Linked DNA regions of Homo sapiens: region 2 is linked to region 1. Evidence: read pairs that join two places in POLR2A ChIA-PET (ENCODE). Cell type or tissue: endothelial cell of umbilical vein. All regions are shown on one strand. Each heading gives the region's core, and the rest is flanking DNA. Links, peaks and the distances in the headings are about the cores only. Region 1 has its middle 85 kb from the start of SNHG20. Region 2 overlaps LOC105371901 (a long non-coding RNA gene).

The links. ChIA-PET counts read pairs that join two places held together with the same protein. Peaks named below come from ENCODE experiments on the same cell type or tissue, not always from the same donor. Only the 100,000 strongest peaks of a DNase experiment are listed, where the experiment ranks them.
Region 2: POLR2A ChIA-PET joins it to region 1 with 6 read pairs; 3 of 35 experiments call an interaction of 5 or more read pairs at or near these places.

The regions. Positions count from the first base shown.
Region 1 is chr17:77,001,858-77,004,668 of GRCh38, reverse strand. No RefSeq gene overlaps it. Among named protein-coding and RNA genes, the nearest start is that of SNHG20, 85 kb to the left of the region's middle. In endothelial cell of umbilical vein, for the core only: no CTCF peak of the experiment used is centred there; no DNase peak of the experiment used is centred there.
Region 2 is chr17:77,130,648-77,133,458 of GRCh38, reverse strand. The region is part of intron 2 of LOC105371901 (a long non-coding RNA gene); the gene reads left to right. It also overlaps a transcript of SEC14L1 not described here. Among named protein-coding and RNA genes, the nearest start is that of SEC14L1, 8.9 kb to the left of the region's middle. RefSeq lists an enhancer at 27-528. In endothelial cell of umbilical vein, for the core only: no CTCF peak of the experiment used is centred there; a DNase peak (open chromatin) is centred at 1,398.

The DNA.
Region 1 (2,811 bases), core at 156-2,655:
GCCACTGCACTCCAGCCTGGGCAACAGAGCAAGACTCTGTCTCAAAAAAAAAAAAAAAAGTTAAAGTCTTGCTTGTATAGTCAGAAAACAAAGAAATTTAGTAGGAATATAGCACTTTGTATAGTCTAGTTTATGAGTTACGATTTATTTTTATTTTATTTATTTATTTATTTATTTATTTATTTTTGAGATGGAGTTTCGCTCTTGTTGCCCAAGCTGGAGTGCAATGGTACGATCTCAACTCACTGCAACCTCCACCTCCTGGGTTCAAGTAATTCTCCTGCCTCAGCCTCCTGAGTAGCTGGGACTACAGGCGCCCACCACCACACCCGGCTAATTCTTTGTATTTTTAGTAGAGACGGGGTTTCACCATGTTAGCCAGGACGGTCTTGAACTCCTGACCTCGTGATCCGCCCACCTCGGCCTCCCAAAGTGCTGGGATTACAGGTGTGAGCCACCGCACCTGGCTTAGTTACAACAATTTAATCAGTCACAATGTATTTTCTGTACAACTTGTTTTTATTTCCTTTCCAATTTAAGAGTCTATTTAATGTTCTTAGACAATGTGATAGTCATGAAGTCTTTGCATAAGAAAGGAAAGGGGGAAGTTAATCTATGATGAAGACCAACAGTGAAGAGGGAAGGGGTCTTCCCTGCCACACTTTAGTCACAACATTTTCAAAACAATGTAGGTGAGGAAAAATGCTCATCTATAATCAGAGAAACAAAGGTTATAGCTGCCTGTTTATGTGACTCATGTCCTATAATCACAATCCCTTAGGGCTCAAAATATTTTAAAATTTCAACAGCTTAGATTTTTTTTTTCCTCGCTCTGTCACCCAGGCTGGAGTACAGTGGTGCAATCTCAACTCACTGCAGCCTCTGTCTCCTGGGTTCAAGCAATTCTTCTGCCTCAGCCTCCCTAGTAGCTGGGATTACAGGTGCCCGCCACCACACCCAGCTAATTTTTGCATTTTTAATAGAGACAGGGTTTCACCTCTTACTTGTTGACTCCATACGTGGGTGGCAAGAGAGAGTGAGCTGGTGCCATATGTTGCTATTGCAATTTCAGTGAAAATGTATTACTATTGGCTGGGCTCAGTGGCTCACACCAGTAACCTCAGCACTTCGGGAGGCTGAGGCAGGCGGATCACTTGAGGCCAGGAGTTTGAGACCAGCTTGGCCAACATGGCGAAACCCTGTCTCTACTAAAAATATAAAAATCAGCTGGGCGTGTTGGCGGGCGCCTGTAAGCCCAGCTACTAGGGAGGCTGAGGCGGGAGAATTGCTTGAACCTGGGAGACAGAGGCTGCGGTGAGTTGAGATTGTACCACTGTACTCCAGCCTAGGCAACAAAGAGCAAAACTCCATCTCAAAAACAAAAAATTAGCTGGGCGTGGTGGCACGCACCTGTAGTCCCAGCTACTTGGGAGGTTGAGGCATGGGAATTGCTTGAACCGAGGAAGCAGAGGTTGCAGTGAGCCGAGATTGCACCTCTGCACTCCGGCCTGGGTGTCAGAGTGAGACCCGGTCTCAAAAAAGAAAGAAAGAGGAGCGGGGAGGGGAGAGAGGGGAGGGTTAAAATTAAGTAAAACTAAAAATTCAGTTGCTTAGTTGCACTAGCCACATTTTAAGTGCTCGGCGGTCACGTGCAGCTAGTGGCTACATATTAGACACACACACACACACACACACACACAAAGAGAGAGACAGCCAAGTGAAAGGCCTTTCATAAAGTAGACTCGAAGTCACACAGCATCATTTCAACCTCATTCGGTTCGTCAGACAGTCACCAGCCCAACCAGGTTGAAGGGGAGGGGAAATAGACACCAGCTCCTGAAGGAAAAGCATGCAGACATGGAAATATTGCTGGGGCCATTTTTGGAAACCAGCCACCCCTCCTCTGTGCATCTCCCGACCCTACACCCCACTCTCTTGCACCCATATTCCTGGCCTGGGATGAATCCTCAGCTGAACACGTTACAGGGGCCAGCACTTGGCAGCTTGCCTGGAAAGGGCCTGCCGTCAGTGGGGTGCTGGGCACCAGGGCTGAGGACCGTTGTATTGTATGATTCACTCACTAGGTTTACTGTCTATTTTCTCCCACTAGGATGTCGGCTTCTCAAAAGAGATTATTAATCTCTTTGGTCACTGCTCTGTCTCCAGGGCCTCGAATAGGGCGAGATACATCGTAAGCATTTGATAAATATTTGCCGAATGAATGAATGAACCCAAGTCAGGCGTCCCCCACCTGGGAGGTCTCCGGGAGAGTGATGGCATGGTGACTCATTACGTTCCCGTCTTTGTTCTTCCGCAGCCAACCAGGCCAGGGCACAGTTTGGGATAGGATAAAGCCTAAGCTCCTTGTGTAACTGAACTATGGACCCTGGGGGTGGCGAGAATGCTGCTGCGGGTGGAGGGTCAGCCTGGGTGCAATTCTGGAAGCAAAGGACATACAGTGTGGGTGGTCTCCTTAGTAATGGGATCTGCTCCCCAGGAAGCACCGAGGCCAGGGCTGCCCCAGGGTTCTGTGCCAGCCTCAGGGAACAGCCTGAGGCCAAACCCAGTGTGCCGATGAGGGTGGGGGGCACTGCTCCTTCTAATAATGTCAGGCAGGGATCCATCTGAGCAATACTTCACACCCCTTCTGCCATCACTGATCTAGCCCATCTCTGATAACTGATACTGGGTTTTGGAGGGGGTGGGGTGTGGACGGCGGTCACCCCCAAAAGACCTATAAAGATCCTCATCACTGCATCGTAAGGGAGGCAATATGGAGGAAACCCCGCCCCGCAGGTCCAGAGCCCTGTT
Region 2 (2,811 bases), core at 103-2,602, 130 kb before region 1:
TGCCGTTCCACTTGGCCGCCTCGAGCTGACCTCAGGACGCAGTGTCAGCAGCCTGGTCACACCTGCATAGGCACCGACAGGTGGGCAGAAGCATCGTGGCAGGACACATTCCCGCCCCCGGCAGGATTAACCTGAGGTAGGGGGGCCGTTGCTGGGTCCTCAGGCCATATCTTCTCCATTGCTCTTAGCAAAATATCAGGAGTCACTGAAATTTCGGCCTCCAGAGCTCAACCTCTTCTCTACCATAACAAAAGCAGCATGGGAACCTGTGGCATAAGAGGACCGCAGCCAGGTGCAGTGGCTCATGCCTGTAATCTCAACACTTTGGGAGGGTGAGGCAGGAGGATCACTTGAGCCCAGGAGTTCCAGAACAGCCTGGAGAACATAGTGAGACCTTGTCTCTACAAAAAGTAAAAATAAAAATTAGCTGGGGGTAGTGGCACTCACCTGTGGTCCCAGCTACTCGGGAGGCTGATCCTCAAGTGGGAGAATCACTTGGGCTCAGGAGTTTGAGGCTGCAGTGAGTCATGATTGCACCACTGCACTCCAGCCTGGGCGAGAGAGTGAGACTCTGTCTCAAAAAAAAAGAAAAAAGAAAAAAAAAAAAGGAGGATTGGGGTATAGTTTAGGGGAGTGTCACTCCAAGAAAGACAGTGGAAGGCAAGTGACAATCTTAAACTAAAATTTCAGCCTCCAGAGCCCAACCCCTTCACTACCATAGCAAAAGAAACAAGAGATAATGCTCAATAATGCCTTTAAACAATGCTGAGAGTCAGGGCCAGCTAATTATCTAGGCTGTGCCAAGAGACCCAGGGGCACTTACTTCGTATTTTCTGGTGGCCTTATACGCCCTGGCATTTGTGCTTCACTTCAGTCAGTTACAGAGACATGTCAGAGCCCATGCTGGGGGGTTGTGTTTAATGCACGCAGACTTGCCCAGGCGCAGTGGCTCACGCCTGTCATCCCAGCACTTTGGGAGGCAGAGGCGGGTGGATCACCTGAGGTCAGGAGTTTGAGACCAGCCTGGCCAAAACATGGTGAAACCCCGTCTCCACTAAAAATGTAAAAATTAGCTGGGTGTGGTGGTGCATGCCTGTAATCGCAGCTACTTGGGAGGCTGAGGCAGGACAATCGCTTGAACCCAGGAGTTGGAGGGTGCAGTGAGATCGTGCCACTGCACTCTAGCCTGGGTGACAGAGCCAGACTCCGGCTCAAAAAAAAAAAAAAAAAAATTCCATGCAGAATAAAGGCCTAATAAAGGAAGAGACCACTTTGGCATTTGGTGGTAAAAGAGTTAAAGACAGCCTTGCAAGGCATGACTGATACTCCTGACATGGGCCATCTGGCAAAGTTTCCAGCCTGGAAAAGTACAGAAAATGTAGGTTACCCTACAGGCACGATTTCCTAATTGAGCCCTGGCAATAATCCAGTGGCCTTGAGCTAACACAGTGCATCATTCCCGACCTGGGAAAACTTCGGGCCAAGAAGCTGGATCTGCAAAAGTTATCATCCAACCTTCAATATTTCCAAAATATTTCATTTCAATCTGGAGAGGCAAACTCCCTATGACTAGTTGGTTTATCTACCTAAGAGTCTTCCTTCCTTCAGGACACCCTTCCTACTACTAGCAGAATTCTCTCCCAAAAATACAGACTCACTCCCTTGTGCAAAAAGTACATTGACTACAGAATTAAATTTAAACTTCAAAGCCTACCATTCAAGATCATCTGTAAATCTCGTCCCCAACTTCATTTGTCCAGAATGATTTTATATTCATCTCCACTCTATTCATTTATTTACTCATTCCTTTGTGGATTCAACAAACATTTATTGAGCACCTTAATTTACTCTGAACACAGTGAGCACTGGGGTATAGAAAGACCCACTACAGCTGGGTGTGGTGGCTCACGCCTGTAATCCCAGCACTTTGGGAGGTCGAGGCGGGTGGATCATCTGAGATCAGGAGTTTGAGACCAGCCTGGCCAACATGGTAAAACTGCATCTCTACTAAAAATACAAAAATTAGTTGGGCATGGTGGTGGGTGCCTGTCATCCCAGCTACTTGGGAGGCTGAGGCTGGGGAATCGCTTGAACCTGGGAGGCAGAGGTTGCAGTGAGCCAAGACCGCGCCATTGCACTCCAGCCTGGGCAACAAAAGCGAAACTCCATCTCAAAAAAAGAGAGATCCACTACAAAAAAGCAGATTTTCCTACAAGGTGCCAGCCTGCTCTATAGGACAGACACCTAGCAGTTGAAACACAGCCTATTCGGTTCCACAACGGCCCAATGTAGCTCCTCCCTGAAGGCTTTTCTGATGCCTCTTTCCATTGGCCCATGCACTTCACAATTCCATCATAAGGCATGTTGGCTAAAACTAGACTGTCCGTAGAAGAATGGGATCTGTGTCTTCTGTTGAACTGTAAGTTGCTTGGGTACCATCGTCACTAATTTTCTCCTATTTTAATAGCACCTGGCATTTTCTAGAACCCTATTAAATATCTGTTGGGTTGAACTAAATGAACTTTTGATGAGGCCTTTATTCTGAGTGCATTTCACACATCTCAGGCTAGGCAGTCTGTAAACCCAGCACTTTGGGAAGTCGAGGCGGGCGGATCCCTTGAGCCCAGGAATTCAAGACCAGCTTGGACAACATGGCAAGACCCTGTCTTTACAAAAATACAAAAATTAGCTGGGCATGATGGCATGTGCCTGCATTCCCAGCTGCTTGGGAGGCTCACTTGACCCCGGGAGAGGGAGGTTGCAGTGAGCCGTGATCATGCTACTGTACTTCAGCCTGGGTGACAGAACGAG